Regions from separate parts of the Homo sapiens genome. Here region 2 is linked to region 1. A link is a loop called in an ENCODE intact Hi-C map of the cell type or tissue named here. Cell type or tissue: HepG2. All regions are shown on one strand. Each heading gives the region's core, and the rest is flanking DNA. Links, peaks and the distances in the headings are about the cores only. Region 1 overlaps ABHD2 (abhydrolase domain containing 2, acylglycerol lipase). Region 2 overlaps CARMAL (coronary artery disease region linked MFGE8 regulatory lncRNA).

Region 1 (15,264 bases), core at 2,838-10,837:
TAAATGTCATCATACTGAATTTGGAACTGCCCCTGCTGAGGGGACTTTTTATTACAGTAGCCTCCACAGCCAGGCACAAGAGCAAGGACATGGTGTTCTTATATGCAGTGTTTGCAGTTAAAAATCAGCTCTGTAAAGGGTGTGCACGGTATATGTTTTGAAAATCATCCAGTATTTGTCATAGTCATATTTTGAATGTTTCTTTTTTTCTTTCTTTTTTTTTTGAGACAGAGTCTCACTCTGTCACCCGGGCTGGAGTGCAGTAGCATGATCTCAGCTCACTGTAACCTCTGCTTCCCAGGTTCAAGCGATTCTCCTACCTTAGCCTCCCCAGTAGCTGGGACTACGTGCCACCACGCCCAGCTAATTTTTGTATTTTTTGGTAGAGACGGGGTTTCACCATGTTGGCCAGGCTGGTCTTGAACTCCTGACCTCAGGTAATCTGCCAGCCTCAAAAGTGCTGGGATTACAAGCATGAGCCACGGCGCTCGGCCTGAATTTTTTTTAATACTTAATTTAGATCAATAACTTCGACTGTTACTGAAATTTGCACTCACTTTCAGCTTACAGTTTGGGTAGGACTGCTAGACCCAGTTCTTTTGTCATCTCATTCTTAGAGAGCTCTTGAAAACCAAAGTATTTAAAACCCTGCAAGTTTCTGTGCAGATGAGTGCAAATTTCCACCCAGCATTGGTTCCTGAGTAATTAGAGGAAGGAAGCCATGCAAAAGCTGCTATTGCCCAGGCTCCAGAAAAACATCATGTAAGGTTTGATTCCATACTAATTGTTCAAAGTGTAAAAGAAAGCTGACTGTGGCAGTTTTTACCTCCTTTTCTTTTTTTTCCTTTTAAAAATAATCCAGAGACATTAAGCCCAACAGTTTCTCTTTGCTTTTTTCCCTCTCTAGCACATTTTCTTGATGAGTCTAAGGTGTGACCTCTACTGAAATGGCTCCCACCCACCTCCTCCTATGGAAGTGGATCCCCAGCCCCATCTCCTTGGACCTCGTGGCTGTGTTTAGAAAATTAGCATCAGCCTAAGCCAGGGGCATCAGCATGGAGCCCCCTGGTCATTGGCTGATTGCCACCCTCTCTCCTGGTGAAGCCCGAACTAGGGAGTGGTGGAGGTCAGCCTAAGTTAAAGGCAAACCTGATGATTGTTTATGACTTAGCTATGGTTTGAAGGTGTATGTGAAGGGACAAATTCTCCAGAACCAATTTCCTTCCAAAGCCTCTCCCTTTGATGATAGGACCAGCCCTCTTAGAGCATGTTGGAGCATTACTTAAGCAGCTAAATTCTAAACACCCGAGCAATCTGACTTGAACATGACAAATGACTAAAGGGCAAAAGGATTCACTTTATTGCCCCCCCATCCTTCAACTCACCTCTTATTTCTGATTTAGATTCTAATTTTAGGAATCACTGTATCCTGTGTTCATGTCTCATATCACCAAAATGTTTTCACATTACCACTCTCTTTTGTCCGCGTTACTACTGCATTTGAAATTTGTTGAGTACCTTTCATAGACGTTATGCCATTCAGTCTTACCAACCTTAAGGTTGGATTCATTTTTCCTTTCATTTTAGGGATGAGGAAACTGGGAGTAGCAGAGAGGGAAACTGAACTCAAACTGGAGTGTGACACCAGGTTGGCTGCCTTCCTATCTCTGGGGAAGTGAACAGGGACTTTTCTTGGGTACAAGTGAGAGAACTGAGGCAGAGGCCAGCCCCTGATGATGACAGCCCCTGGGTGACCTTTGATTCCCATCTGACCCTCTTTCTGTTTCTGTCACTCCACTGGAAGCTACTGTCCCCCATAGTCTTTTTCTGTGTCACATGACTATAACAACCTCCCATGTGTTGAAAGCTAAGGGCAGGAAACACGTCTGTTATGAGGGAAAGTGCTTCTCCTGGGACTTTGAAGATTTTTTTCCTACAAGGAAGCCTGTCTGCAGCCTTCACAAGCACTCGCCTAGGCTGGAAAGTTCTGTTAACTGATTTACAACAAGCTGTGAATATTAGTCAGTAATCCTGACCGCGGGTAGCTGGTTATGATGACATGCGCGGAATCAGGACGTGTCTTCTTACTGTTCTGGTATAGAAAAAAAGTTGATGAAAGGTGAACATCGAAAGCATGCTCGAGGAGCAGGGATTACTGTTTTCCCCCTCAGCATTAAAGTCAATTTGAAAATCTGTTCTAAGATGATTTACCCAAAGATACATTATAAATTAATCTTTTAATGTCTGGAGGAAAACTTTGCTTCAGTGGGATGTTATGTCTCCTGTTCTCTTAGAAACAGATCAATATTTACCTAGTGATTCATTTTTTGTTCTCATGAAGTGTTTACTTTTAGTGAAACAAGCAGACGCCCAGTTCGGAATTATGACAAAAATCTAGATAGTCATACAAATCTTTTTTTTTCAATAAAAACTTTGATGCATATTCATTTTTTTAAATGGAAAAGGTAGAGCACACAAAAATTATCTATAAATGTTATAGCTCTTTCTTTTTTCTTTTTTGAGACAGAGTCTCACTCTGTTGCCTAGGCTGGAGTACAGTGGCGCAATCTCAAATCTCGGTTCACTGCAACTTCTGCCTCACGGGTTCAAGTGATTCTCCTACCTCAGCCTCCTGAGTAGCTGGGATTACAGGCGCATGCCACCACACCCAGCTAATTTTTGTATTTTTAATAGAGATGGGGTTTCACCCTGTTGGTCAGGCTGGTCTTGAACTGTTGACCTCGTGATCCGCCCGCCTCGGCCTTCCAAAGTGCTGCGATTACAGGCGTGAGCCACCACACTGGCCCTATAGCTCTTTTGGAATTTGTCTAACAGGTTTTTCAGTTTTTAGCAGAAAACCTCCCACGTGAAAAAAAAAATTATAATTCTACCCAGAGATAATGCACTATTAATATGTGGGCAATCATCCCTGTGGTTTTCCTTCTCCTTATACTTGCCCCCACAAAATCACGGTGATAGATATTGTTTAGTAACCTGCTTTCACCAAACCATGATGAACGTTGCCATGAACATTCACCCATGCTGCTACCTGTCTACTCACGTTTGACTTTTTTATAGCTTCAGAATTCTGTCATTCATTCAAATTTCCTGATGGCTGCTGGCAACAGTTGGGCAGAGAAAGAGCTTTGAATTGAAATTTGAACTAGGATGCAAACCTAGGTCTTCTACCTCTAAACTGGCCACAGAACCCTGGATAAAATGATAGCCCCTCTGGTCCTTGGTTTCCTTCTATGTAAAATGAAATAGGTGTGTCTCCCATGGTGCCCTTCAGCACGGACATCTTCTGATTCTGGTACCCTTGCTTTGTTAGCAAACATCAGAGTGGTCTTTTTAGGGGAAGGACCCTGGGAGAGGGTCCCTGACTGCAGGGTAAAGAGACTGGTTTTCTTGTGTGCTTGTCTTCTTCTAACTATTCCCAGCCCCCGTACTCCTGGACAGGCTGGCACTGTCTCCCTTTGGCTTTTTTTTTTTTAAGTACTTTTTAAAGCTATCATTTACATACAGTAAAATATACAAATCTTAAGTATATAGCTCAGGGGCTTTGTGTATGTATTCAGCTGTGTAACTACCAGTCCCTTGGGTGTTTACAAAAGTGTACTATGACCTCCCTGCCTCTGACCTACCCATCTGTCATAATACTACTCGAGTTGGCTTCCTCAAGCAGGCCAGCAGCCGAGGCATGAACCTACCTGTCCAGCCTCATTACTCACAGCATTCTCTCATTGCCTGTGAAGTACCTGACCTTTGGGCTGTTGTTTCCCCACTATCCCAGATCCCCTCTTTTTTCTCAGCACCAAAATGCCTCTTATCCTATAAGAAAACTTAAATAGCATCAATTCTGCTTTTAAGAGACAGAGTCTCACTCTGTTGCCCAGGCTGGAGTGCAGTAGTGCAATCGTAACTCACCGTAACCTCAAACTCCTGAGCTCAAGCTATCCTCCTGCCTGTCTCCCAAGTAGCTGGGACTACAGGTGGGCACCACAACACCCAGCTAATTTTTAAAATTTTTTTTATAGAGACAGAGCCCCATTATGTTGCCCAGTCTGGTCTCAAACTCCTGGCCTTAAGCCATCCTTCCACCTTGGCCTCCCAAAGCGCTGGGATTTCAGGTGGGAGCCCCTGTGCCCTGCCTTAAATAGCATCAGTTCTGAGATACTATTCTCTAACTTGCCGCCCTACTCCTCTTTAGCCAGAATGAGCCCTTCTTCCATCTTCCTACCATGTTTCCCCAACATATAACTTCTGTGTCCGTTTAAAATGTTCCATCTTGTTTTATGAGAATTTGTGTCTCTTTTCTTTATCACTGGAATATACACCCCAAATCAAGAGCCGCATACCTGGGGAGACAGAACAGGATTCCTGGTGGTTCCAAATCTCAAGTACAATGCCATTCTGTATCTTGTTTTCCATAAACAGGTGTAAGTGAACGATGTTCTCATTTTGGCAGACGCCATGTGTGCCTGCCCAGGAGAAACAAACTGCACTGTATCCGGCTTGTTCAATGGTGCTCTAGGGAATCAGGTGTACCTTCAGCTCTGACAGAGCTTTGTTGATCTGGGAAGGCTCTACCCTGTTTCTGGAAGAAGATGGATTGCTTATGGTCTTAAATTAAGGCAGGACAACCCCAGGCATATGCATAATGGCAGTTCACAGCCTCCACCCTTCCCTCTGGGCCTGGCTGAAGTTTTCATCACCAGGTCCCGGTTGGGAAGTAGAGACAGGCAGCAGGTGCCCTGTCTCTGGAAGCCTGCTATTAAAATGTACATACTGCCCTGTGGGAAGCCAGGCTGCTGCTTTTTCACTCGTTAGCAAGCTTGCCAGTATGGGCTGTCTTATAGCTAAAGATGAAGGCATTTAGGAGGAGTGTGATGGAGGACTTGGCTAATAGGCCGAAAAACAGAGAGTTGAGTTGTCTTCACTGGATCCAAGAGACATCTAGAAGCCCCTGCAGAGTCCAGAGAAGGGAGGCAGTATGATGAAAACCACAGCCACATGTATGTGGGTACTTTCTTCCCCAGAGATGCAAAGGTAATCGCTTTCTTCTGCAACCAGCTGCCACCTGTATTAAAAAGAACTGGACATTATTGTTCTCTGTGGATTTGAGAGACACCTGAAACTTAGGGGTGAGGGGCATACCCACTAACACCAAGCCAAAAATTACAGTTGGCTCTCCTATGCCATGGTGCCCTCTCTGGACGTGTCCGCCTGGAAGCTGCTTCAGGTAGTCATAAGAGAATGGGAGGAGCCCTGTGGCCCTTCCATAGACCATAATGGATTCATCTCCGGTGGTTTTCCCTTTTTCTCTTCACTCACCGGAGTACAAGCTCCAAACGGAAATCCAATTGGAATGCTGTTCTCATCATAATGTGTCCAAACCTTTAGTTTCCTGCCAATTAGTCATCCATCAGCCTTGGTTAGTGAGCATTTGAGGATCTACTTCTCTGAGACTCATCGTGGGGAGGCATTTGTAAAAGATCAGTTTTTCAAGCTTTTTAATTACGGAAGTTTTCTAGAGGCACTTTTTAAAAATCAGTTTCCTCACAAATGTGCTTCCTAGTTATTTCTCTTTTTTTTTCTCCTTTCTTTCTTTCTTTCTTTTTTTTTTTTTTTTTTTTTTGAGACAATGTCTCACTCTATTACCCAGGTTGGAGTACAATGGCACAATCATGGCTCATTGTAGCCTCAACCTGCTGGGCTCAAGAGATCCTCCCATCTCAGCCTCACAAGTGTCTGGAACCAAAGGTCCACACCACCATGGCTGGCTAATTTTTAAAAATATATTTGTAAAGACAGGGTCTCACCTGTGTCACCATGTTGTACAAGCTGGTCTTAAACCCCTGGGCTAGCGATCCTCCAGCCTCAGCCTCCCAAAGTGCTGGGGTTATAGGTGTGAGCCACCACACCCAGCCCCTAATTATTTCTAATAAAGCAGAGCAAATCTACTTTTGATTTTTCTCTCAAACAGTACCAACTCCCTCTCTATTGCTGTTGTACATACTTCTTAACAGTAAATATCCATTTTTCTTTTATCTGCCCCAAATAAGAGCTCAGTTCTGTGTGTACGAACACTATATTTGTCATAGATATGCAAAATATGCTATTTTTGTCCTAGTGTACCAAGGAAGTATTAAATAATTAGAAATACACTACAGAAAAGCACTCATTCAAATCTCTCTGATAGTGCAATATATGGAGTTATTTTCTGGATCTAAAGAGCACGGGACTCCATATATGAAACGGCCACTTCTTCCATTTTCTTTTCTGCCTACTTGTTATAAAGCTGTTTCTTTGCAGAGGCAGTACCAATGCAGAGGCTGGGGTTAGGAGCTTTGAGATGGACAGTTGTTGTTTTCTCAATCTTAAAGCATCAGGCAAATGCAACTTCACACACTCTCTTCCAGTCAGATTGCCACCCTAGGCCCCTCCTAGGTAAAAAAAATTCTGGAACCAGCACAGCTTATTTATTTATAGCAAGTTAAAGCTGAAAAGAATTTCATTATCTTTGACTTAAATTTCTCTTAATTCCCTCTTGCTCACAGACATTCCACATCAGATTTAGATCCTTTCCTTCTTGGCTGAACACTAAAGCTTTGTCCTTTTCACAGGATAAATTCCTAATTGCCAAGAGCCTTAATTCCATCGACCTGATTTTATCTGTTTTAAGAGTTGTGCAGACTGGGCATGGGGGCTCATGCCTGTAATGCCAGCACTTTGGGAGGCTGAGGTGGGTGGATCACGAGGTCAAGAGATCAAGACCATCCTGGCTAACATGGTGAAACCCCGTTTCTACTAAAAATACAAAAATTAGGGCTGGGCGCGGTGGCTAACACCTGTAATCCCAGCACTTTGGGAGGCCAAGGCAGGCGGATCACCTGAGGTCAGGAGTTCGAGACCAGCCTGGCCAACATGGTGAAACCCCGTCTCTACTAAAAATACAAAAATTGGCCGGGCATGGTGGCAGGTGCCTGTAATCCCAGCTAATCGGGAGGCTGAGGCAGGAGAATTGCTTGAACCCAGGAGGTGGAGGTTGCAGTGAGCTGAGATCGTGCCATTGCACTCCAGCCTTGGGGACAAGAGTGAGACTTTGTCTCAAAAAAAAAAAAACCAGTTAGTTGGGCATGGTGGCACATGCCTGTAGTCCCAGCTACTGAGGAGGCTGAGGCAGAAGAATCACTTGAACCTGTGAGGCAGAGGTTGCAGTGAGCCGACATTGCGCCACTGCACTCCAGCCTGGCGACAGAGGGAGACTCCATGTCAAAAAAAAAAAAAGAGTTGTGCAAATATTTCTTTGGATATTTCTGGTAAACTATTAACAAGTGATTGGCAGAACTGTAGTGTTCTGATGTGCTTATTTTGTAGCCACCAGACCTTCAGAGCATATTCACCTGCAAACTTATATTGTTAGAAAATTCCTGAAAAATGGAAGACTCAAAATCATCTTGATTGAGGCTAAATATTAAGGGCTAGCCTCAATAAGTCAAACTTTTAGGCAATTTCATCTTAAAATTGCTCATGTTTCTGGTGAAATAGCCCAAACCAAAACTGTCAAAGTAAGAAAGTTAAACTGCTGACTCTGGGACACTCTTTTATTACTTGGCTGACCAAACATTCCAGTTTGCTCAGGACTGGGGCATGGGACTGTCAGTACTAATACCGGGGAATTCCAGGGCAAACAGGGATAAGTTGTTCACCCTCTCAACTACTCACTATCTTGGATGTTGCCTGCCTGCCCTGTCTCTGCTGTAGCAGGTCATTTATGCAAGGGGCCAGCCACATCAGGAAGAAAAGTGCCGCCATCTTTGAGGTCTCCTATATTGAATCAAGATCACCAAGTCTGAGTCTGCTGCAGAATTCATCCACCTTCTCTAACCTAGATACAGATTGTAGCTTCTTCTTAGAGACTTTATGCCTTCTTATAGGAATTGCCGAAGCCTGAAAGATCTAAAAAAAGGTTCGGAATCCAAAATAGTCAAGACTCCCGTGATTTAGTTCAGATGGAAAAAGGCTCATCCTTTATGTGCCGAGCATTCTTTAAAACAACCAATTCTGGTTTCCAAAAATGTATGACCCTTATACCGCCCTATTCATCATACCTGAGTTTACTCTTCAGGGCCCTACTATGTCTCCAAAAAAGGAGTATATGTCTTCCAAAAGGAAGTATATGCTACAACTGATTCCATCACGTGGTATCAAATTCAGTACATGTGGACGGTAAGTGGGCCTTGGCTCCACGTGTAAGGTCCTGTTTTGAGTCACCCCTCTGTGTCACCCCTTCCCAGACTCGATTTCAGAATCCACCTTGGTTCACCATTCATCCTTAACTTTTAGCTTACACCTCATTTGCTTTACAGGACTTACATGGAATCAGATCTACTTTTATACTCCTTCTCAATGTGTGGTTGACTGAAAATTGCTCCACTATCCGGGAGCAGGAAATGGACCTTGTTTTCTAGAAAGTCTCGAATTTCTAAGGATAGCCAACTTTTATCAGCCTCTCATGTTTTACTGACCCTGTGAATTCAGAGGTTGCCAATTTTGATCTCCACTGTTCTTTTTCTCTGCCTGCTTCTCAGCATGCCCTCCTTCACTATGATAGTACACTTTGTACTACAAAATAGTATATACTTTATGGTAAAATAAAATTAAGACAGTAAACTGACTTGGAAAATATATTCTGGAGGGTAAGTAAGAATTTTTCCTAAACTCTCAGTGCCAGTGTCATGCAGTGATGTGGAGAGTGAAGAGCTGACGGCTGTTTACGCTTTTCTTTGTCTGAAGCAACAGTGAGTGAAGTGACTGGCTTTAGAAGCCCAGTCTTCTTCAGCAGCATCAAGAATACTTCCCTGCAAATGGAGTCTGTTTGGGATCCTGAGCTTTAGGGTCAGAATTTATTAGATGGTGTAATGTTTACTTAAGGAAAGCATTTTCCTGAGTTTATAAGGAAATCTACCCCTCCATGAAATTCTAGAAAGCTATAACTAATACAGAAGGCTGTAGTCCTTGAAGACTTGATTTTATGCATGATTGGATGAGATGCCATTGCTGTTTGCTACCCCATGACTGTCAGTAGTCAGACTGAGAAGTGCCCTCTACCAAGTACCAAGGGCCGGGTACTCCTCAGAGGCCCTCCATCTGCCTGAGGTAGCTGCCTGCAGTGTAGTATCACGGTGAGCCATGGAAATGAGTCAGCCATTGTGGCAGCTTGTGAACCACCCTAACTCTACCTGCTGTCAGTTTCTAATCATAGAGTGAGGGCTCTGGGTCAGCGTGGGTGCATGGCATCAAACCAGATGGCTTAACTTCTGAGGTAGCCATTATAAGAGTCTGTAATCCAAAACATTTGGGAACCCTGCCTGGAGATCAGTGGTTGATCCAGAACCATCTGTAGCCTCCCAGGAAGGGAGAGATTTGTGAGAAACAGCAGGTTATATGTTTTTCTACCCTTCCACTGAGTACTAATGCCATTGCCATGACCAACCTGACTTTCCTGTGATATGTAGCACCAAATCCTCCTGCTGGCAAGACCCTGAACTGGTGTTTTCAGCCAGATCACAAAAGCTTGAACAGTAATTTCTTACTGATGTAAAGTGAGAAACTCCATAAATGCTTTTTAAAATGTTGACACCTGCCAAGCCACAGCAGTATGGACTTTTCCTTCCTTGGGATTTGAATAAAGGAAGATTCTTCTCAGTGAATATATATATATACATATATATATATACACATATATATATATATATATGTATATTTTAAAAATTAGTCAATTAGTAATATTTAGTAACCTGCTCTTCCAGTCTGTTCACCGTCTGTACACCATACTCAGCCCCTTCTATATCACACACAATACTTTTTCTCACATTTCCACCTTCTCTGTCTGTCAGAATCCTCAGGCCTTCTCAAATCGTAGCTCTTCTAGTAGCTCCTGACTTTTACCTGTCTCTGTCTCATTGGCTCTTACCTAAGGACAGGGATGGAAACAATAACTTTCCACATATGTATCTCTCGTCACACCTCAAGTGTATTCTGAGAGGCTTAAGGACAGAGACTGTCTTAAAAATTCTCTGTCTTCCCTGTGGTTGCTGCTTCTTGTAGAGTCAGTACACACTAACTTCAGTAGAGTCTTTTGGTAGGAACATGTGATTGACAGAGTGAGTAATTCAGGTAAGTGATAAAGGAATTTAGAGAAAGAGGGGATATTCCTGTGGTGGCTTGACTGATGAGGTCTTCCATAATCCTGAAAGATTAGTTGGCTTTGGATAGATGGGACAATAGGAGAGAAGGCACAGATGTTGGTGTGAGCATGAACCAGTAAAATCAATTATTTAAACAAGCACTCATGGCAGAAAACTGGCTTTGCTGCCCAGGCCAACACTTTTCACCCATCCACCTTTGTCCTTTTGTCCTGTGGGCCTTCCAACCAGTCAGCAGGATAAGAAGGTGGTAGAGGCCTTGCTGCCATTGACACATATCCACGTTGTCAATGCTTTGCCGTCACCACAGCTACTCTATTCTTGTCTCCTAATTCCATGGATCTTCATTTGGCTAGACTTTGATTGTCTCTCTTGTAACTCCCAAAAATGATCTTGGTGCTGCTTGCATCATGTTTGGCCCTGCTACCCAGTCTGCCCTTTGCTCACTGTGCCCTTTGATTTTGTTTGCTAATGGGTTTTGGGCCCCATCACTGGTCTGGTCTCTATAGTTGCTTCGTGGCCAGCTCCTCACCAGGTCCCTATGCCACGATCTGGTGAGCTGAGAGCTGTTTGATTGTAGCAGAGAGCCCTATGGTCTGTGGGGGGGAGGAAGAGGAGATCAGATCACGAGGAGTCTCTAATTCCCAGAGAGGAAGAGTTTGGGCTTGATCCTGTGAGCACTGGTGGTAGGTGGTTGGAAAGGGAAGGATGGGACAAATTCCAGAGGTCTTCTAAGGTGGAATCAGTGGTATTGGTGGGTAATGGAATGGCCTTGGGCATCAGAGGAAAGGGCTGAATCACAGATTATGCTGAGGTTACTGAGCGGTTGAGAGAATAGAATCATTGACAGAAATAGGGAAGTCTAATGGGGAAGCTGCTTTCTCAAGGAAAGTTGTTTAGCTTGGGGCTTGTCCACAGGATGTGCACAGGGTTATGTGCAATTATGGCATTAGAACTTAGGTGGGAGCTCAAGACCAGATGTGTAGATTCCAGATCAGCTGCAGGTAGGGGAGGTTGTGGGGGTGGGCAGAGAGAGACACTAAAGACTGATGGCTGAGGCAGGCCATGGCTAGGGTGGAAGAGACAGAGACAGGCAGTAAGAAAGGTAGGGAGAGAACCAGCAGCCTCCAGTTCCATGGCAGCCAGAGAAGGAAAACATTGAAGAGGGTGTCAGAAACTCAGGAAGAATGAGGGCTGACCAAAGGCCATCTACCTTGGCCAGAAAGGATCAGGGATTTTTGAGAATGTGTTTTCAGGAGTGAGGTGAATAAACAGGTCAGCACAATAGCAACCAAAGAAGTGAGTCAGGAAACAAACACCAGAGAAGGAAGGAGAAAAAATGGAAACTGGAGGAGAAAGCCAAATTGATTGAAGGTTTTTCCCCTAAGATTGAGAGGGTAAATCCAGGGGCCCAAGTGAGAGGGTGAAGTTAGCGAGCTGTTGCCCCCCGGGAATCCAGAGTCCAGATCAGCAGTGAGACCCACCTGGGCTCAGATGCCAGCCCTGCCCCCTGCTGGCCAGTGGCTTCACCTTGCCGAGCTTCTATTTCCTCATTTGTAAGATGGGTATAATAGCACTTATTTCATAGGTTCAGTATGCTGATTAAAAAAAAAAAAAGAACAGCATGTAAGATGATTTATAGGATACTTGGCATGTGTAAGAGTTCAGTAAATATAGCTGCTATTATTGTAGCTATTTTTATTTTAATATTATCAGCTAGATCAGTTGTACAAATAGCAAAAGACATAATGTACACGAAGGTCACACAAGCACACCTGAATGTCAGTAGGACATCAGTGGGTAAGTGGGTAAAAGATGTGCCTAGATAAATTCCACATAAGGAAATACATGTAATAAGCACCTCATAATGTTAAGACTTGGTAACAATGAAGCCTTAAAACATGAAATATTATTTGATATTCAGAGGAAAATATGGCAATATTGTCAAAATTATATTAAGTTGGACATCGTATTAGTCGAAGTAAACTAGTTTATACTGTGGTAACTAATTACCTCTAAACCTGCACATCTTAAAGCCACAAATGTTTATTTCTCACTCATGCTACGTGTTTATTTCAATGGGCAGGAGGGCTCTGCTGATTGTCATCCCACCAGGACCCCAGCTGATGGAGGTGACATCTCAACACCTGCTTCCGTGGTCATCACCGAGCCAGGAAGAGCAATGTCACACCTCACACACTGGCTCTTACAGGCTGCTACCGGAAATGGCACTTGGTCATTTCCTTTCCCATTTCATTGGTTTGGGTGTCCAAGGGAGATAATACAGTCATGGGTTCTCAGTTTCTGTTTCTGGTTGGTCCGGTAAAGCCCCTTCCTCATCCCTGTTTTTTGCTTATCACTAGAGACAGAAACTACAAACCATGGCTTTAGGCTGCTAAAAGCCTACAAAAGAAACAGAACAATAACAACAAAATAAGGCAGGTTGGACAAGCTTGAGAGCTTGTCCAGCCCATAGCCCACAGACTGCATGTGGCCTGGGACAGCTTTGATTGCAGCCCAACACAAATTCATAAACTTTCTTAAAATATTATGAGATTTTTTGTGTGATTTTCTTTTTCTTTTAGTCCATCAGCTGTCATTAGTGTTAGTGTATTTTATGTGTGGCCCAAGACAATTCTTCCAAAGTGGCCCAGGGAAGCCAAAACATTAGACACCCCTGGTTTAAAGCAAGGCTCGTGCCCATGCCTAACTTGAGAAGCAGCACACCTGTGTCCAGAGAAGAGGAGAATAATCATGGCCACAGGCAGCAGCCTGTGTCACGTGGGCCTCCTTCCTTCTGTCCTTCACTCCATCTCTCCTTCAGTGCCTCTGCTTCACTGCAGGACGTCATCAGCTTTCACCTGGAAGAATGCAATAGCTTTCCCTCCATTCTCTACCCTTTCTAATTGATCTTGCAGGCCACCAAATTATCTTCCTAAAGCACAAATTCATCATGCCATGCCCCTGCTTTAAACCAAGTGGCTCCTCACTGTCTGTAGGGCGAGGTCCAGCATCAGCCCTCGCTCCTTCTTCCCTATATTCCTTGTGTTCTAGACACATCAGATCTCTCCACATTTTCTCATACTGCATGTTCTCTCTTGACTATGTCTTACATTTGCAATGCCTTCTACCTGGAATCCCTTCATACCTCCACACAGCCTCTTTATTTGAGAGAACATAATCACCTTCTTTCTGATGAATGCTTTCTGGACATTTATGGTTCTCTTCTCTGTTGTCTGATAGCATCTGGTGTGGCCTTGGGATCTAGGACCCAGCAGAGAGGTGAAGGGGCAGGATGGGAAGCCCTTCCAGAGGGGAACAGGCACAGGGACTCCTCAGTGGTGTGTCCAAGAAAAAGCAAAACTGGTTTCTGACTATTGAGAGACTAACAGGTCCCCTAGAGTCTGGAGACAAATTGATGATTGGCACATAGAAAACTAAGCTGATGAGGAAATGATAAAAGTGATAACTTGAGGGAAAATAAAAAATTTCACAAAAAAGAATACAACATATGACTTCTTTGTGGCTAATATTTCCATAATTATAATTTTATAAACACTGAAAATTAACCATAAGTGTTGCTGTAACAGTGTTGAAAAGAATGGGCGAGGGGAAAATGTAAGTCTTAGGAGAGACGTAAGAGAGCTAGCACCCTCCAGAGTAGGAAGTTCAATAGGTGCTATTGAAAACTGAAATTGAAGAACCAGCATAAGCAGGATAAGCATGGCATTAAGAAATAAAGGCAAGTGTGGGATGGTAGGGACGACTAAAGGAGTTAAGAATAGTCATCTCTCAGGGGCAGGAGTCAGGAGACAGATGAGGCATCCTGTTGGACTTTTTAAACAGGAGTTGAAAAACATGAAAAAAAAATTCAAGAAAGATGAAAACAAAATATGTAAAGATGTTTTGCTGGCATTGTTTATTATAGTAAAAACTGGGAATAGCAGCATCCAACAATGGAGGCAGCAGCAAGATAATGCAGGGGAAAGAAAGAGCTGTCGGGTCAGACACACACAGAGTTCAAATGCAGGGTCCGCTGTGCAGTAGGCTGTTGGACACTCAGTTTCTGTCTGTAAAGGGGGTCCTAATAATAAGAATCGCTGTAAGGGACAAATTGAATTATGTAACATGCCCATAGAAGGGGCTAAATAAATGTTTGCTCCCTCCCTTAACTATAGCTAATAAACAGGATAGAATTTTATGCAGACGTTCAGAACTTAGCATACTAATTATCTATAAAAATAGAGAATAAGTGAAAAAAGCAGAAGACAATTATATATCTCTATCTGAGCACCATTGTTGTAACTATGTAAATACTCTGCTTTCAGATAGATATAGATGAAAAGGAAACAAAAATGAGAATATTTTTGCAAGGCTTGTGAGGATATGGGTGATTTTTAAGCTTCTAATTTCTTATAGCTATTTCAAATTGATATGAAATTAAGAGGACTCTGAATATGCATTTCATCTTTCATAGTTTTGAAAGCCATTATCTTGTTCATTCCTAATAATAAGCAGTGACACCAGCACTGTCCTTTGCATTTGTCCTTTATATGTAAAGAGAGATGGACTTTGCTTTAGTAGGACTTTCTAGAACATGCTTATCTGCATGGTTTGGTGGCGCTCTCTCACTTTGTGGACAAGATGAAGGTCTGGTGCCTAAGCTGGGGTTTCTCAAGGATGGAGTTGTTGACCATCTGAGAAAATGTTTTCCTGTGCCCACATACCGTAGGGGAGGGCTGCCATTTCAACAGGGCTAACCCACAGCCATCAACAGTGGCTTCTATCAGCTTTTTGTAACTGTTCCTCTGACGGAAAGCTCCAGGGCAGCTGCATCATTTCCTTCCTCTTACATTTGTGCTCAAGGCTCACCCTGGTCAAGAAGCCTGGCTGCATTTCCCAGAGGTTCTTTTATCAGCCAGTAGAACCTATGACCTTGTACCCTCCGTGTTGCCCTTGCTGTCAGTCGGCTCTTGTTTATCCTTCCATCTTTTCTTTGTGAAATATCACTCAGAGATTTGTCCATAGGAGTGCTGAAAGAGCTTCCTCCATT
Region 2 (15,264 bases), core at 4,845-12,844, 67 kb before region 1:
GAGGTGGAGCCTACAGAGGCAGGCAGGCCTCCTTGAGCTGTGGTGGGCTCCACCCTGTTCGAGCTTCCTGGCTGCTTTGTTTACCTAAGGAAGCCTGGGCAATGGCGGGCGCCCCTCCCCCAGCCTCGCTGCCGCCTTGCAGTTTGATCTCAGACTGCTGTGCTAGCAATCAGTGAGACTCCGTGGGCGTAGGACCCTCTGAGCCAGGTGTGGGTTATAATCTCCTCGTGCGCCGTTTTTTAAGCCCGTCGGAAAAGCGCAGTATTCAGGTGGGAGTGACCCGATTTTCCAGGTGGCTTCTGTCACCCTTTTCTTTGACTAGGAAATGGAACTCCCTGACCCCTTGCACTTCCCAAGTAAGGCAATGCCTCGCCCTGCTTTGGCTGGCGCATGATGCACGCACCCACTGACCTGCGCCCACTGTCTGGCACTCCCTAGTGAGATGAACCCGGTACCTCAGATGGAAATGCAGAAATCACCCATCTTTTGCATCGCTCATGCTGGGAGCTGTAGACTGGAGCTGTTCCTATTCGGCCATCTTGGCTCCTCCCCCGTATTTTTCTCTTTTCTATTCCTCCAAATGTGCAAGTAGTGGGCTCTGGGCAGGGCTGTGACAGAGCAGAAAATAAAAGTTGCCCACCAAACACTAACTCCCTTCCTGGACTACATTTTCATAGGTCTAGTCTAAGACTCCCTGAGGTAGAAAGAATTTCATAGAGAAGACAAAATGTCTTGGAGAAAGATGAAAGACAAAGGGTTCATCCACCCAGGGCAGAGGGGCTATGAGGAGGGAGAGGTCATGGGTCCCAGGAACAGAGCAGACCTGGCCTGTCTCCCTAGTAGACCCCAGAAGCCACACACATGAACCCAGAGAAGGATCACAGAAGAGTGTCATGGGGCGGGGGTCACTTAGATGGAATTTGCCGAGACTCTGGGCCTGAGCCTATGGAGCAGGGATGGCGGATGTCTCAGCAGCAACCATGTGGACATGTGTCCAATGAAGAAATGCTTTGCACACAGCCTAAGATTCCAGACCCAGAGAACAACCATGGGGCTATGGGTCAGGGAGGAGCAGGGAACACATCTTCAAGAACCGGGGTTAAGTTCCCCCCAGTTTAGCAGACTAGCTGATTTGTAAAACACAAAGTTAAACTTCATGTGCACCTGAGTTTGTGAACTGACATTTCCACCCACTGCACGTGTTCCCACATTGTGAGTCCTGGGGATCCAATCTGTTCCCGTTTTTGTTGGAGCAAGGGAGCCCACAAACTCACTAGAACCCATCTGCTGGGATGGGAGGTGGAGAGGAGAGGGCTGGCTTTCCCTCAGATGCCAGGCAACTGTTTCTAGGTTGCTAATCTTGCCACCTTCCCAGTTCCCTCAGCCCTGAGGAAGGCAAGGGCAGCCTGAGTTACCCCCATGAGTTAGGGAGCTTGGGGAAAACATGCACAAGTGGCCAGGAGACTGAGGGAAAGGAGGCTGCATGCAGGCTGGGGATTTAAAACCTTTTTGAGAATGATCTACTGAGCATCTGCTATGTACCAGGTCCTGGGCTAAAATCTGGAAGATAAATTAAAAAAAAAAATAGGCCAGGCACAGTGGCTCATACCTGCAATCCCAGCACTTTGGTAGGCCCAGGTGGTTGGATCACCTGAGGTCAGGAGTTGGAGACAAGCCTGGCCAGCATGGCGAAACCCCATCTCTACTAAAAATACAAAAATTAGCTGGGCGTGGTGGTGCGCGCCTGTAATCCCAGCTACTCAGGAGGCTGAGGCAGGAGAATTGCTTCAACCCAGGAGGCGGAGGTTGCAGTGAGCCAAGATCATGCCACTGCACTCCAGCCTGGGTGACAAGAGTGAAACTCTGTCTCAATAATAATAATAAGTATGCTAGAAAGCACTGTTTCAGAGCCTGGCACATAGTAGATGCTTCATAAATCCTATATACCTCATACTCTTCCTGGAAGGATACAAAGATGTGGGAAATACAGTTTCACTCTCAAGAATCCTAAGATTTTGTAAGAGGGTGAAGACTCTCATGCACAGCTCTCTACAACCCAGGTAAAACAAGATGAACACCGTAGCTCAGGCCTAAGGATACAATGGCTCAAGGGAGGGACAGAGAACACCTGGGTGAAGCTTCACTTTGAGGTACTGATATGGTTTGGCTGTGCCCCCACCCAAATCTCATCTTGAATTGTAGCTCCCACAATTCCCACATGTCATGGGAGGGACCTGGTGGATAACCGAATCATGGGGGCGGGTCTTTCCCGTGTTGTTCTCGTGATAGTGAAGAAGTCTCACAAGATCTGATGGTTTTATAAAGGAGAGTTCCCCTGCAGATGCTCTCTCTTGCCTGCTGCCATGTAAGACATCCCTTGCTCTTCCGCCATGATTGTGAGGTGTCCCCAGCCATCTGGAACTGTGAGTCAATTAAACCTCTTTCCTTTATAAATTACCCAGTCTCAGGTGTGTCTTTATTAACAGCGTGAGAACAAACTAATAGAGGTACCATGTCAATATTGAGGGTACATATAGGGGAGGTGGGAGGTGAGGAGGTGGACAGAGAACAGGACTCGTGAGAAGCTATTGGTAGACTGAGCCACAGGAGAATATATTCTGGCAGTCACTAACTTCCAGAGTGAAAGTTCACATGCAAATCAGTCGTTTGGAATTTGGAATGCATTTTCCCATGGGAACAATACCATACATGGAGGCTGAGATCTTAGGCCAGAGGATGGAAACAGATTTACTCCCACAGTATTATTCAACTAGGTTACTCATAGCATTACTTAGTTCAGAATTCAGGGAGATGGGAGCCCTGTGGCCCACCTCATTGTGGGGCTGGACCTGCCCTAGGTCAAGGTCTTTTTTGTCTTGGGTATGGAATGGTTTAGGAGGAGATTAAATTTGAGAAATCATAAAGCTGATTCTAATTGCATTTAATGGCAAAACTATCAGCTGACATACATGTGTAATTACATATTAGAGTATTCAGGAGAAAGTGATGAAATAAATTCTAAATTACTACCAAATCAGCAGGCAGGCTAATCTTAGAATTTCATGGTGGCCAAAGCAGTACTGTTTGATGTAAATGCCTCCTAATCCCTAATTCAATATGACTGCTGTCTTTATTAAAAAGGAGGGTTTGGACCCAGAGACAGACAGACAGACAGACAGACAGACAGACAGACAGACACACACACACACACACACACGACACACACACAAGGAGAAAGCCATGTGAAGATGAGGGCAGAGATTGGGCAATGTTTCTACAAGCCAAGGAGCTCGAAAGATTGCCTGCAAACCACAAGCAGGGGAGCAGCATGGAACAGATCCTCACAGAGCTCACAGGGAGGCCATCCAGCCAATACCCTGATCTCAGACTTCAGCCTCCAGAACTGTGAAACAACACATTTCTGTGGTTTAAGCCACAGACCTCTCCCTCCTCATGGCGCCCCTTCCCTGAGGGGATGTACCCTTTGCCTTTCACCTTTCTCCAAGACATTTTGTCTTCTCTAGGAAATTCTTTCCACCTCAGGGTGTCTTAGACTAGACCTATGAAAACGTAGTCCAGGAAGGGAGCTAGTATTTGGTGGGCAGCTTTTTTTTTTTTTTTTGAGATGGAATCTCACTCTGCTGCCCAGGCTGTAGTGCAGTGGCGTGGTCTTGGCTCACTGCAACCTCTGCCTCCCGGGTTCAAGCGATTCTCCTGCCTCCACCCCCGAGTAGCTGGGACTACAGGCACGTGCCACCACGCCTGGCCAATTTTTTGTATTTTTAGTAGAGACGGGGTTTCACTGTGTTCGCCAGGATGGTCTCAATCTCCTGACCTTGTGATCCGCCCACCTCAACCTCCCAAAGTGCTGGGATTACAGGCATGAGCCACCGTACCCGGCCTGTGGGCAGCTTTGATTTTCTGCTCTGTCACAGCCAGCCCAGAGACAGTAGTAACTTGTGGTACTTTGTTACGGCAGCCCTAGCAAACTAATACAGGTATTAGAGTACGGCAGTAGCAGTGGATAACTGACATGCAGCATAATCTCACCACCCTAGTAGAACTGACCAGGCCAGGGACCCTTATAGAAACAAAGGCAGCCAACTGCTGACTGAGCAGTGCCCTCTAACATGGCCTGGGGCCAGCGCTGTGACCAACAGCAGCTACCAATACTAACCACCCAATCAGATAGTGTTTCTTGGGGGATTTGAAGGGAGTGTAAGGCCCTCAAAGAAGGTGGACACAGGAGGCACTAAGCAGAGGCCATGGAAGAATCATGCATGAGGACAGCCTTCGAGAGGAGGGGAGAATGGAGACAGGCTTTGGGAGCGACAAGAGAAGCAGAGACTCAAGGGTGAATCAGAAGCCAAGGCAAAAATGGGCAAAGACATACCTATGATGGCGCCCCTTGGAGCAAGAGCAGTCCCACTGCCTTTGCAGGGTAAAGTGGTGCTCACATCTTTGCTTCTAGCGGCTGCCAAGCTGCCAGAGCTCTCATTTTCCCAATTAAGGTGCCAGCCTCCCGGACGCCTCACCTCCGCATGGAGCCTTGAAATGACCACTCACTTGCCAAGTACAGCACCTGAGCTGGTCTCTTCTCCCTGCAGCCCAAGAGAGTCTAACACATTGCTGCAGAGGCAGTAGAAAACATAGACAAGCCAAAACAAGAAAAGGAAAGGCAGGCACAGTGGCTCACTCCTGTAATCCCAGCACTTTGGGATGCCAAGGCAGGCAGGTCACCTGAGGTCAGGAGTTCAAGACCAGCCTAGCCAACATGATGAAACCCCGTCTCTACTAAAAATACAAAAATTAGCTGGGCATGGTGACACACGCCTGTAGTCCCAGCTACTCGGGAGGCTGAGGCAGGAGAATTGCTTGAACCCAGGAGGTGGAAGTTGCAGTGAGCCGAGATAGCACCGCTACACTCCAGCCTGGGTGACAGGGCAAGACTCTGTCTCAAAAAAAAAAAAAAGGATTTTTAAAAAAGAATTTATGCTGTGCCACCAAAATGTATGCATGTCAGAAATTGTACTTTGGCTAGGTGCAGTGGCTCACGCCTGTAATCCCGGCACTTTGGGAGGCCGAGGTGGGTGGATCACTTGAGGTCAGGAGTTTGAGACCAGCCTGACCAACAGGATGAAACCCCATCTCTACTAAAAATACAAAAATTAGCCAGGGTTGGTGGTGCACGCCTGTAGTCCCAGCTACTTGGAAGACCGAGGCAGGAGAATCGTTTGAACCCAGCAGAGGAGGATGCAGTGAGCCGAGGTTGTGCCACTGTACTCTAGCCTGGGCAACTGAGCAACACTCCATTTCAAAAAAAGAAAAAAGAAAAAAAAAAGAAAAGGCACCTGTAACCCAGAAACAACCACTGTTAATATTTCAGTGTTTATTCTTTCTCAAAGTCTTTTATTCTCTGCATATATTTTTATAAAATAGGGTAATACTATATGTACTGTTTGTAACATGGCTTTTCTTTAAACAGCTCTAAAAAAACATTTTTCTAAATAAATTAAAAATTGTCATTATATGTAGTGGGTATTCCATTGTGTGCAATGTGCTTAATCAATCTTCTATTGTTGCCAGGCAAGGTGGCTCACGACTGTAATCCTAGTAACTCGGGAGGCTGAGGTTGGAGGATCACTTGAGGCCCGGAGTCCAAGACCAGCCTCGGCAACCTAGCAAGACCCCATCTCTATGGCGCACACTTGCAGTTCCAGCTATTCTAGAGGCTGAGGCAAGGAGGATCACTTGAGCCCAGGAGTTCAAGACTGCAGTGAGCCATGATTGCGCCACTGTACTTCAACCTGAGTGATGAATTGAAACCCAGTCCAAAAAACTTTTTTTTTAAATCTCCTATTGTTGGTAATTTAGTTTGTGTCCAGTTTTAAAGTGTCTATCTTTTGATTTAACTATCCTACTTTTAGGACTATCTCCCACAAAAGTAAAACACTAGTTTCTTTTTTTTTTTTTTTTTTTTGAGACAAGGTTTCATTTCTGTTGCTCAGGCTGGAGTGCAGTGGCACGATCTCATCTCACTGCAACCTCTGCCTCCTGGACTCAAGCGATCCTCTCTCTCCTGCCTCAGCCTCTTGAGTAGCTGGGACTATAGGCGAATGCCATCATGCTCAGCTAATTTTAAGTATTTTTTTGTAGAGATGAGATTTCACCATGTTGCCCAAGCTGGTCTTGAACTCTGGACCACAAGCGATCCGCTGGCCTCGGCCTCCCAAAGTGCTGGGATTACAGCCTACTAGTTTATAATATTTACAGAGATGTTTATCACAATATTATTGATAATAGCAAAAATCACTAGAAACACCCTGGATGTCTACCAATATGGGGGCGGTTGAATAATCCATAGCATATTCTATACTATGAAATATTGAACTGCTATTAAGAGTGAGATGAAGTGAGATGAATCAATATTACTTGTCAAAATGATCATGATATGTGGCTAAGGGAAAATGTAGTTTACAAACTAATTGTGTAATGTGATTTTTGCTTTTTTGTTTTTACAGACTGGGTCTCACTCTGTCATCCAGGCTGGAGTGCAGTGGCGTGATCACGGCTCACTGCAGTCTTGACCTCCCGGGCTCACACAATCCTCCTGCCTCAGCCTCCTGAGTAGCTGGAGTCACCATGCCCAGCTAATTTTTAAAAATATTTTGTAGAGACAGAGTCTGCCTATGTTGCACAGGCTGGTCTCAAACTCCTGGCCTCAAGCAATCCTCTGACCACAGACTCCCAAAGTGCTGGGATTACAGATGTGAGCTGCCACGCCTAGCCTGATTTTTGCTTTTAATTAAAATTTTGTAAATGGAGGTGGGAATCCCTCTACGAATTTTTAATTTGTAACTATTCGTATCTTCCTAGGGAAAATAATAGGAAAAAAACTCACAAAACTGTTAATATTGCTCACCTCAGGAGATGGCATTGGAGATATTTGCTTAGTTACAAGAATATGTATGGATTTTGCAACTTGAATGACACAGTAAGAAAGAACACCATGCCCCAGTGCAGGATTGTGGCAGGAATTTGAATCTTTAATTCCTTCAGGCACCGGGCACAGATCGAGACCATCCTGGCTAACACGGTGAAACCCCGTCTCTACTAAAAATACAAAAAAATTAGCCAGGCATGGTGGCAGGTGCCTGTGGTCCCAGCTACTCAGGAGGCTGAGGCAGGAGAATGACGTGAACCCGGGAGGTGGAATTTGCAGTGAGCCGAGTTCGCACCACTGCACTCCAGCCTGGGCGACAGAGCAAGACTCCATCTCAAAAAAATAAAATAAAAAAATAAAATTCCTTCAGGGTGCTTGCAAAAGATAGAACAGTGCAATGAAAAAAATCAGACCCAGCAGCACTACTTATTACAACATGACCTTGAGTGAGTCATTCACCTCACTGGGCCTCAGTTTTCTTGTCTGTAAAATGGGACAATAGCAATCTCTACCTGTCAGAGTTTGTGTGCAGGCAGTCAGGAAATATAGTCAGTAGGCATTAAATTTTTTTCACACTGTTAATCCAGTTTATAAGTGATACCTTTTTTTTTTTTTTTTTTTTTTGAGATGGAGTTTTGCGCTTGTTGCCCAAGCTGGAGTGCAATGGCGCCATCTCGGCTCACTGCAATCTCCGCCTCCCGGGTTCAAGCGATTCTCCTGCCTCAGCCTCCTGAGTAGCTGGGATTACAGGCACACGCCACCACGCCCGGCTAATTTTTTGTATTTTTAGTAGAAATGGGGTTTCACCGTGTTAGCAGGCTGGTCTTGAACTCCTGACCTCAGGTGATCCGCCTGCGTCAGCCTCCCAAAGTGCTGGGATTACAAGCATGAGCCACTGCGCTAGGCCAGCGTGATACCATTTTTAAAAGTGTTAAGTGAAAAGGGTAAAGGATCTATTGAAGCCCCTTTGTAAGCATGTGAGTTCTGCTTGAGAAGCCACCCCCGGGTTAGCTCTTCTAAGCTGCTCATAGCTAATTCCCTTCCTTCATCTCCACTTCCCTTTGGGGTTTGGCGCAGTGATGATGGGGTTTCTGAAGATGAGGTAGGGCAGGGGTTACACAGTGACCACTGGGAAGTTGGGGACTGGCCGCCTCTGGAACTCCAAGGATTGATTTTCATGGTTAGCAAACAGCTGAGAGTTCTTTGGGAAGCTTCAATGGTGAAAATGCTATTTTTGGTAAGAGGGTAAGAATACAGCCCCTTCTTGTTTAGCCATGGTCGTGGAATCACGGTGGGGGCGTGCCTGGTGCATGGGCTCCTGAGAGGCAGGCCCCGTTGGGCTCACCCCCATTCCTGCTGCCATTCCCTCCATGGCCTCAGGGTGGCGCTGCTCCCTCTCCAACTGGGGCCATCTATTGCCACCATGCGGCTTCCCAGTGAAACCCGCTATTAATAAGAAGGAATGAAAAAAAAAAAAGAAAGAAACAAACCTGCCAGAACTTTCCAATCACACTGTCCTAAAAGCTGAGGACTAAGAAAACGAAGATAGATTCAGGGGACACCGTGAGTCAAAACTTTAGTTTGCCAGGTCTGACTTCTTTCCTGCAGCTCTTCGCCCTCTACCCAGTCCATCAGGGACCCCAGGACTAGGACTCCCTAGCTCCCCACTTACAAATTAAGCCCACCAACATTTGTGGGGCGCCAGGCAAGAGAACGAATGGAAGCTCACATACTCTATGTCTGCATATTTTCAAGTTGTTCAGTCAAGCTGATAAACCCTTAAATGAAGTATGCTCCATCCTTCCGCCTTGAGGTAGATACCTTCATAACCACCTAAAAGACCAGGTTGACTTTTAGGATTTTCAGCCTCCTTGGAGATCCATTCCCCTGGCTCTCCACTTCTGGCCCCAGGTCCACCCACCCACGCTCATCCTTTCAGATCGTGAGGAGCCTCACATACGTGTGGATACTCCAGCTCACACATCCAAGCTTCCTCCACACCCACACCCCTTACAACCCTGAAAACAGCTACCCCTTGGCCACTCCTAGTACCTAGCATGTGAACACAGGTAGTGAGGTCCACTCTTGGGAAGAGAGACCTAGAGAAAATGAAGATGCCCCGCAGGCACAGAAGAGGGCTTGCTGTAATTTGGACAGAAACTCTGGGGTCCTGGTACACGGAGCCTAGTCTTGGGTGGGTGTATGGACTCCCTTTGTAGAAAGGAACATGGCCCGAGGAGGTGCACAGCAGGAGCTTCTCCTGCTCTGGGCCCAGGGGATGGGGACAAGGAGAGATGACATCCTTAACTCCCTCCATCCCTCAGGAGTGCCCCTGGACATCGAGACTCCTGGAAATCTGGGTTGTGACAGGCCAAGTCCCTTCTTAATTCCTCTTTCCTGCTGTGGAGCCCCCTCATGTCCAATGATTGGCAGCAGGAAAGACCTCACTCTTCAGACAAGACCATAGTATCTGCCCTTGAAGCCTTTCTCTTTCAGCCCTCAACAATATCTCAATAAAAACAGCAATCCAACGTTGGACAGAAGCCTGCAGTAATGGGTGGTGGCGCAGAAGCCATCCTTTCAAGGGCACAGAGTGCCATTTCTCTCTCAAGGGATGGATAATTCCTGCCTTAATGCAACCTTCATCTGCCTAGTCACCAGCTGATGGGAAAGCAGCTCCAGCGAAAGATAAGGGCTCTTTGCCTGAAATGAAAAATTCATGAAGGAAGACTAGGAATGGGGCACGCAGAGAGCTGCCAAGTTGCTGTGCTCTGAGGACCTGACAAGAAGCTCAAAAAGCCAAATGGAAATTTTCTCTCCTCTCCAGCATCTCCCATCATGCCCTCTTCCATGTTTGGGGCTCTCTTCTCTGCTGTACCTGGTCACAGCTCTGCAGTCTCACCAATGCCCATATGCCAGGGGATCCAGGAAGAGGGGTACATCTGCCCACCCAGGCGAGCCACTTGACACCCACTCACATCCTCACAAAATGTTCGCTGTGGCTAGACAAGCTGGCATGGTTCTGACCACCTACCTGCCTAGACCAGACCTGGAGGAAATCCAAACTGGCTATTTATTTGTCCCTGGGAGACGCCTACAGATTACTTCCTGTTCCAATTTTCTGACCCACAGATCTGATCAAAATTCGTTAGGTTGATCATTGGTCACAACTCATAACTTGGGAAGGCAGCCCTGAATTTCTTGTCACAATGTTGGGCAGACAGTGGTATGGATGAAATGAAAGGGGAAAAAAACCTCTTGAACCATGAATTGGAGAATTTAACTCTCTCATAGGGATGGGCTTGAGAAGTACGACCGGCTACCCCATAATATACAGAATGGCACAGCAGTCGCAGGTGCCATTCCAGAGATGGTGGGTTCGAGGGCAGTAATTGATCCCCAGAAATTAGGTAGGAGGGCAGGCTGCCATCGCAGAGGAATCTGCCACCAAGGAAGTCCACCAGACTCTACTGTCAATGGGAAATGGGAAACTTGAGTCTCCTATTGCAGAGCCGCAGTTCCTTCTTCCTGCTGCAGGGTCCGTGGCCGAAGGAAAACCTCATTCCACTGTCCCCTGCCCAGGCCAGCTGTGGAACGCAGGTCCTCCATGAACTTGGGGGCCCCTCTTGGTCTCCCAGTGCATTGGCTCTTGGTTCCCAGGTCTTCCAGGCATTTATGCAGCCTTTTCCATTCAAAGCGGGAACTGGATTCAGACAGCAGTGTCTCATTGAAAAGCTTGTCCCTTCAACACCAGCCCCTAAGAACCACTCCAAGGCCTTTTTTTTTTTTTTTTTTTTTTTTGAGACAGAGTTTCGCTCTTGTTGCCCAGGCTGGAGTGCAATGGCGCGATCTCAGCTCACTGCAACGTCCATCTCCTAGGTACAAGCAATTCTCCTGTCTCAGCCTCCCAAGTAGCTCAGATTACAGGCACCCACAACCATGCCCGGCTAATTTTTTTGTATTTAGTAGAGACAGGGTTTCACCATATTAGTCAGGCTGCTCGTGAACTCCTGATCTCAGGTGATCCACCCACCTCGGCCTCCTAAAGTGCTGGGATTACAGGCATGCACCACCTCGCCCGGCCAGCCTTTTTAAAAAAAAACACTAACTCCTCCCAAAACAAAGAGTTTTTTCGCTCATTTTCTCCATACTAGAGCTTTACCATGAAGAACACAGATATAAAAACCTAAGGACTTATCTGCCCTCTGCCCCATCCCAGCACAAACAGGAAACTCATGCTACAACAAAAAGACAAAACATAGGTCACATTCTCAATGGGCCACCGTGATATACACAGAAGCCTAGCACTTAAGACTAAAGCCCCAAGTCCAGGTGTAATCTGTTTCTTCTTTTATGTGTAGGAAGTTGTTTGAAGCTTTTTCCTCCAGATTTTAAGTGATTTGTGTTCACTGTGGAACACTTGAAACGTATAAGAATAAAGACAAAGGGGGGAAGTGTCCATCATCTCACTACCCAGAAGCAAACTATTAATATTTTTTAAATATTTCTTTCCTAGTTTTGTCCTGTGCCTTTTTAAGTTTCATTTGAAATCAAGACTGTATATGCAATGTGGATCGAGAGTATTTTATACAGCCATTAAAAAAAAATAATGAAATCATGTCCTTTGCAGCAACAGGAATGCAGCTAGAGGCCATTATCCTAAATGAATTAATGAAGAAATAGAAAATCAAATACCACATGTTCTCAGTTATAAGTAGAGCTAAACAATGGGTACTCATGGACATAATGATGGAAACAGACACTGGGGACTCCAAAAATGGGGAGGGAGGGAAGGAGGGAGGGAAGGATTGAAAAACTACCTACTGGGGGCCGGGCATGGTGGCTCACGCCTTGTAATCCCAGCACTTTGGGAGGCCAAGGCAGGTGGATCACCTGAGGTCAGGAGTTTGAGACCAGCCTGGCCAACATGGTGAAACCCCATCTCTACTAAAAATACAAAAATTAGCCAGGCGTGGTGGCATGTGCCTGTAATCCCAGCTACTCGGGAGGCTGAGGCACGAGAATTGCTTGAACCCGGGAGGTAGATGTTGCAGTGAGCTGAGATCACACCATTGCACTCCAGCCTAAGCAACAAGAGCAAAATTCCATCTCGGAAAAAAAAAGAAAAAGAAAAACTACCTACTGGGTACAATGTTCACTATTTGGGTGATGGGTTCAATAGAAGCTCAAACTCCAGCATTATACAATATAACTCATGTAATAAACCCGCACATATACCTCCTGAATCTAAACAATTCAAAACAGATCTGTATTTTTTTTTTCTGAGACAAGGTCTCACTTTATCACCCAGACTGGAGTGCAGTGGCACAATCTCAGCTCGCTGCAGCCTCAACTTCCCAAGTTCAAGCCATCCTCCCACCTCAGCCTCTCCAGTAGCTGGGACTACAGGTGTGCACCACCACACCTGGCTAATTTTTGTATTTTTCTGTAGAAACGGGGTTTTGCCATGTTGCCCAGGCTGGTCTTGAACTCCTGGGCTTAAGCAGTCTGCCTGCCTCAGCCTCCCAAAGTGCTAGGATTACAGATGTGAGCTACGGTGCCTGGCCCAAAAAAGATAATTTCAAAAAGAGTATTTTCCCAGGGCAAACATATTAATAGCTGCCTAACTATTCATAATATGCCTGTGCCATAGTTTGCATGATCAGGAGGCTGAAGCTACACCAGTCAGAAGTGACTGAGCTTGCAGTGAGGGAACAGTAGGCCAGGCTTCAAGGAACTGGAGCAGGCAGAGCAATAAGGTTTAAGCTCACGGCTACCACCAAAGCCTGAGGTTATTTCAAAAATAGGAATGCTGGAAGATACAGCACACAGATGGAAAGAAATCTTTTGAACCTGAAGGCTGAAAGGAAAGCTGGCTAGGGTCCTGAGGCTATGCTGATATCCAGGAAAAAGCAGAGTGTGTGAAGAAGGGTGTTAAAGGCCCCAAGTTTGCTGTTTGTCAGGAATATAAAGGTTGTTCGGGCATTCGGGCAGAATGTACCCTACAGGTAAGACTGGAGGAAGTTATGGAATTGATTTTCGTTTGTTTTTGTGTGGGGGGGTGGGTTTTTGTTTTGTTTTTTGTTTTTGTTTTTTGAGACAGGGTCTCACTGTGTCGCCCAGCCTGTAGTGCAGTGGTGTGATCTTGGCTCACGGTAGCCTTGATCTCCCGGGCTCAAGAAGGGAGTATTAACTCCACTTCAGCCTCCTGAGTAGCTGGGAGTAGAGGCACACAACACCACACCTAAGTTTTGTAATTTTTGTAGAGACAGGGTTTCACCACGTTGCCCAGGCTTGTCTTGAACTCCTGGGCTCAAGCGATTCACCTGCCTCGGCCTCCCAAAGTACTAGGATTACAGGCGTGAGCCACCGCACCCAGTTGGAATTGATTTTTTAAAAATACATTTAGGAAGGCCAGGGGTTGGGGAGTGGTTCTAAGACTAGCAATAAAAGAATAGGAGCAGTTTCAGAAGCTGTTCGATTATCACATGAGCATGAGAATGTCAAAGAAGAGACGCTAAAGCCGGCCTGTCTCACCTTATTGATTTCCGGTGCTTACTGAATGCATTACTTTTATTGGAGAATAACTTCCTTTTCATTTTCTTTTATCTTGCTCATTTGAGTATGTCAGGTCTGTTTAATCAGTCACAATTGCTGCTGCTTTTTTTTTTTTTTTTTTCAGACAGAGTCTCACTCTGTCACCCAGTCTGGAATGCAGTGGCATGATCTCAGCTCACTGCAACCTCCACCTCCTGGGTTCAGGTGACTCTCGTGCCTCAGCCATCCAAGTAGCTAGGACTACAGGCGCACGCCACCATGCCCGGCTAATTTTTGTATTTTTAGTAGAGATGGGGTTTTACCATGTTGGCCAGGCTGGTCTTGAACTGCTGGCCTCAAGTGATCCCCCTGCCTCAGCCTCCTAAAGTGTTGGGATTACAGGTGTGAGCCACTACGCCCGGCCAAAAATTGCTGCTTCTTGATAGAGTATGGAATTCCTTTCTTTTGAGGTCAGGTTTATTTTTTCTTATTACATATGAAAAATTTGCTCATAACCAAAACTCCTAGAATATAGAAAAGCATGAAGTATAAGGAAGTAAATAAAAATCACCAGTAATCTGACTACCAAAAGATAACCACTGCTGACATATTAATATAAGTCCTGCCAGACTCTTTTCCTATATATGCGTTCTCAACTAATCTCTGCCTCTCTCTCTCTCTCTCACACATGCACACACACACAGACACACACACACACATCACATCACACATATAAACACAAAGAGAAAGGGGAGTATTCATACTATACATACAGTTTTTTTATTGTTGTAAAACATAAATAACAAAATTTACCATTTTAAGCATGTTTAGGTGTACAGTCCTATAGCACTAAGTACATTCACATTGTTATACATCTATCACCACGATTCACTTCCAGAACTTTTTCATCTTCTCCAACTGAAACTCTGTACCCATCAAGTCAGTGGTCCCCAACATTTTTGGCACCAGACTGGTTTCATGGAAGACAATTTTTCCACGGACAGGGTGGGTAGCGGGGATGTTTTCAGCATGAAACTGTTCCACCTCTGAAACCACCTTCTGCTGTGCAGCTGTGCAGCTGTGCAGCCTGGTTCTTAACAGGCCACGGACAGGTGCCAGTCCATGGCCCAGGGGTTGAGGACCCCTGCATTAAATAAGAACCCCCATTACCCCTCCCCCAAGCCCCTGACAACCACCATTCTGCTTTTTGTCCCTGCATAATTTGGTGACTTTAGGTATCTCATCTGAGTAGAATCATACAGTATTTGCCCTCTTGTGTCTGGCTTATTTAGCATAATGCCTTTAAGCTTCATCCATGTTATAGCATGTGTCAGAATTTCCTTTCTTTGTATGTATTTATATATAACATTGTGTCCTTTTTTTTTTTTTTTTTTTACACGGAGTCTCATTCTGTTGCCCAGGCTGGAGTGCAGTGGTGCGATCTCTGCTCACTGCAACCTCTGCCTCCCGGGTTTAAGCGATTCTCCTGCCTCAGCCTCCTGAGTAGCTGGGACTACAGACATGTGCTACCACGCCCGGCTAATTTTTTGTATTTTTTGTATTTTTAGTAGAGACGGGGTTTCACCGTGTTAGCCAGGATGGTCTCGATCTCCTGACCTTGTGATCCGCCCACCTCGGCCTCCCAAAGTGCTGGGATTACAGGAGTGAGCTATCGCGCCCGGCCAACATTGTGTTCTTATATTTATCTGTTGATGGACACTTGGTACAAATAGTTCTTTAGGCTGCTTTTTCCACTTAATATATTCTAGACATCATTTCATGTC

The links. Hi-C counts contacts between places; a loop is a spot of excess contacts. Peaks named below come from ENCODE experiments on the same cell type or tissue, not always from the same donor. Only the 100,000 strongest peaks of a DNase experiment are listed, where the experiment ranks them.
Region 2: a loop joins it to region 1, with 8 times the contacts of the local background. A loop is called at or near these places in 55 of 110 quality-filtered maps.

What each region holds. Positions count from the first base shown.
Region 1 is chr15:89,117,978-89,133,241 of GRCh38, forward strand. The region is part of intron 3 of ABHD2 (abhydrolase domain containing 2, acylglycerol lipase); the gene reads left to right. It also overlaps the pseudogene RNU7-195P. Among named protein-coding and RNA genes, the nearest start is that of ABHD2, 37 kb to the left of the region's middle. In HepG2, for the core only: no CTCF peak of the experiment used is centred there; DNase peaks (open chromatin) are centred at 3,644, 7,334, 7,684 and 10,676.
Region 2 is chr15:89,049,364-89,064,627 of GRCh38, forward strand. All of the region lies in intron 1 of CARMAL (coronary artery disease region linked MFGE8 regulatory lncRNA), which reads left to right. It also overlaps a transcript of ABHD2 not described here. Among named protein-coding and RNA genes, the nearest start is that of CARMAL, 16 kb to the left of the region's middle. RefSeq lists enhancers at 1-168, 9,972-10,472. In HepG2, for the core only: a CTCF peak has its summit at 8,342 (motif pointing right); a DNase peak (open chromatin) is centred at 8,338.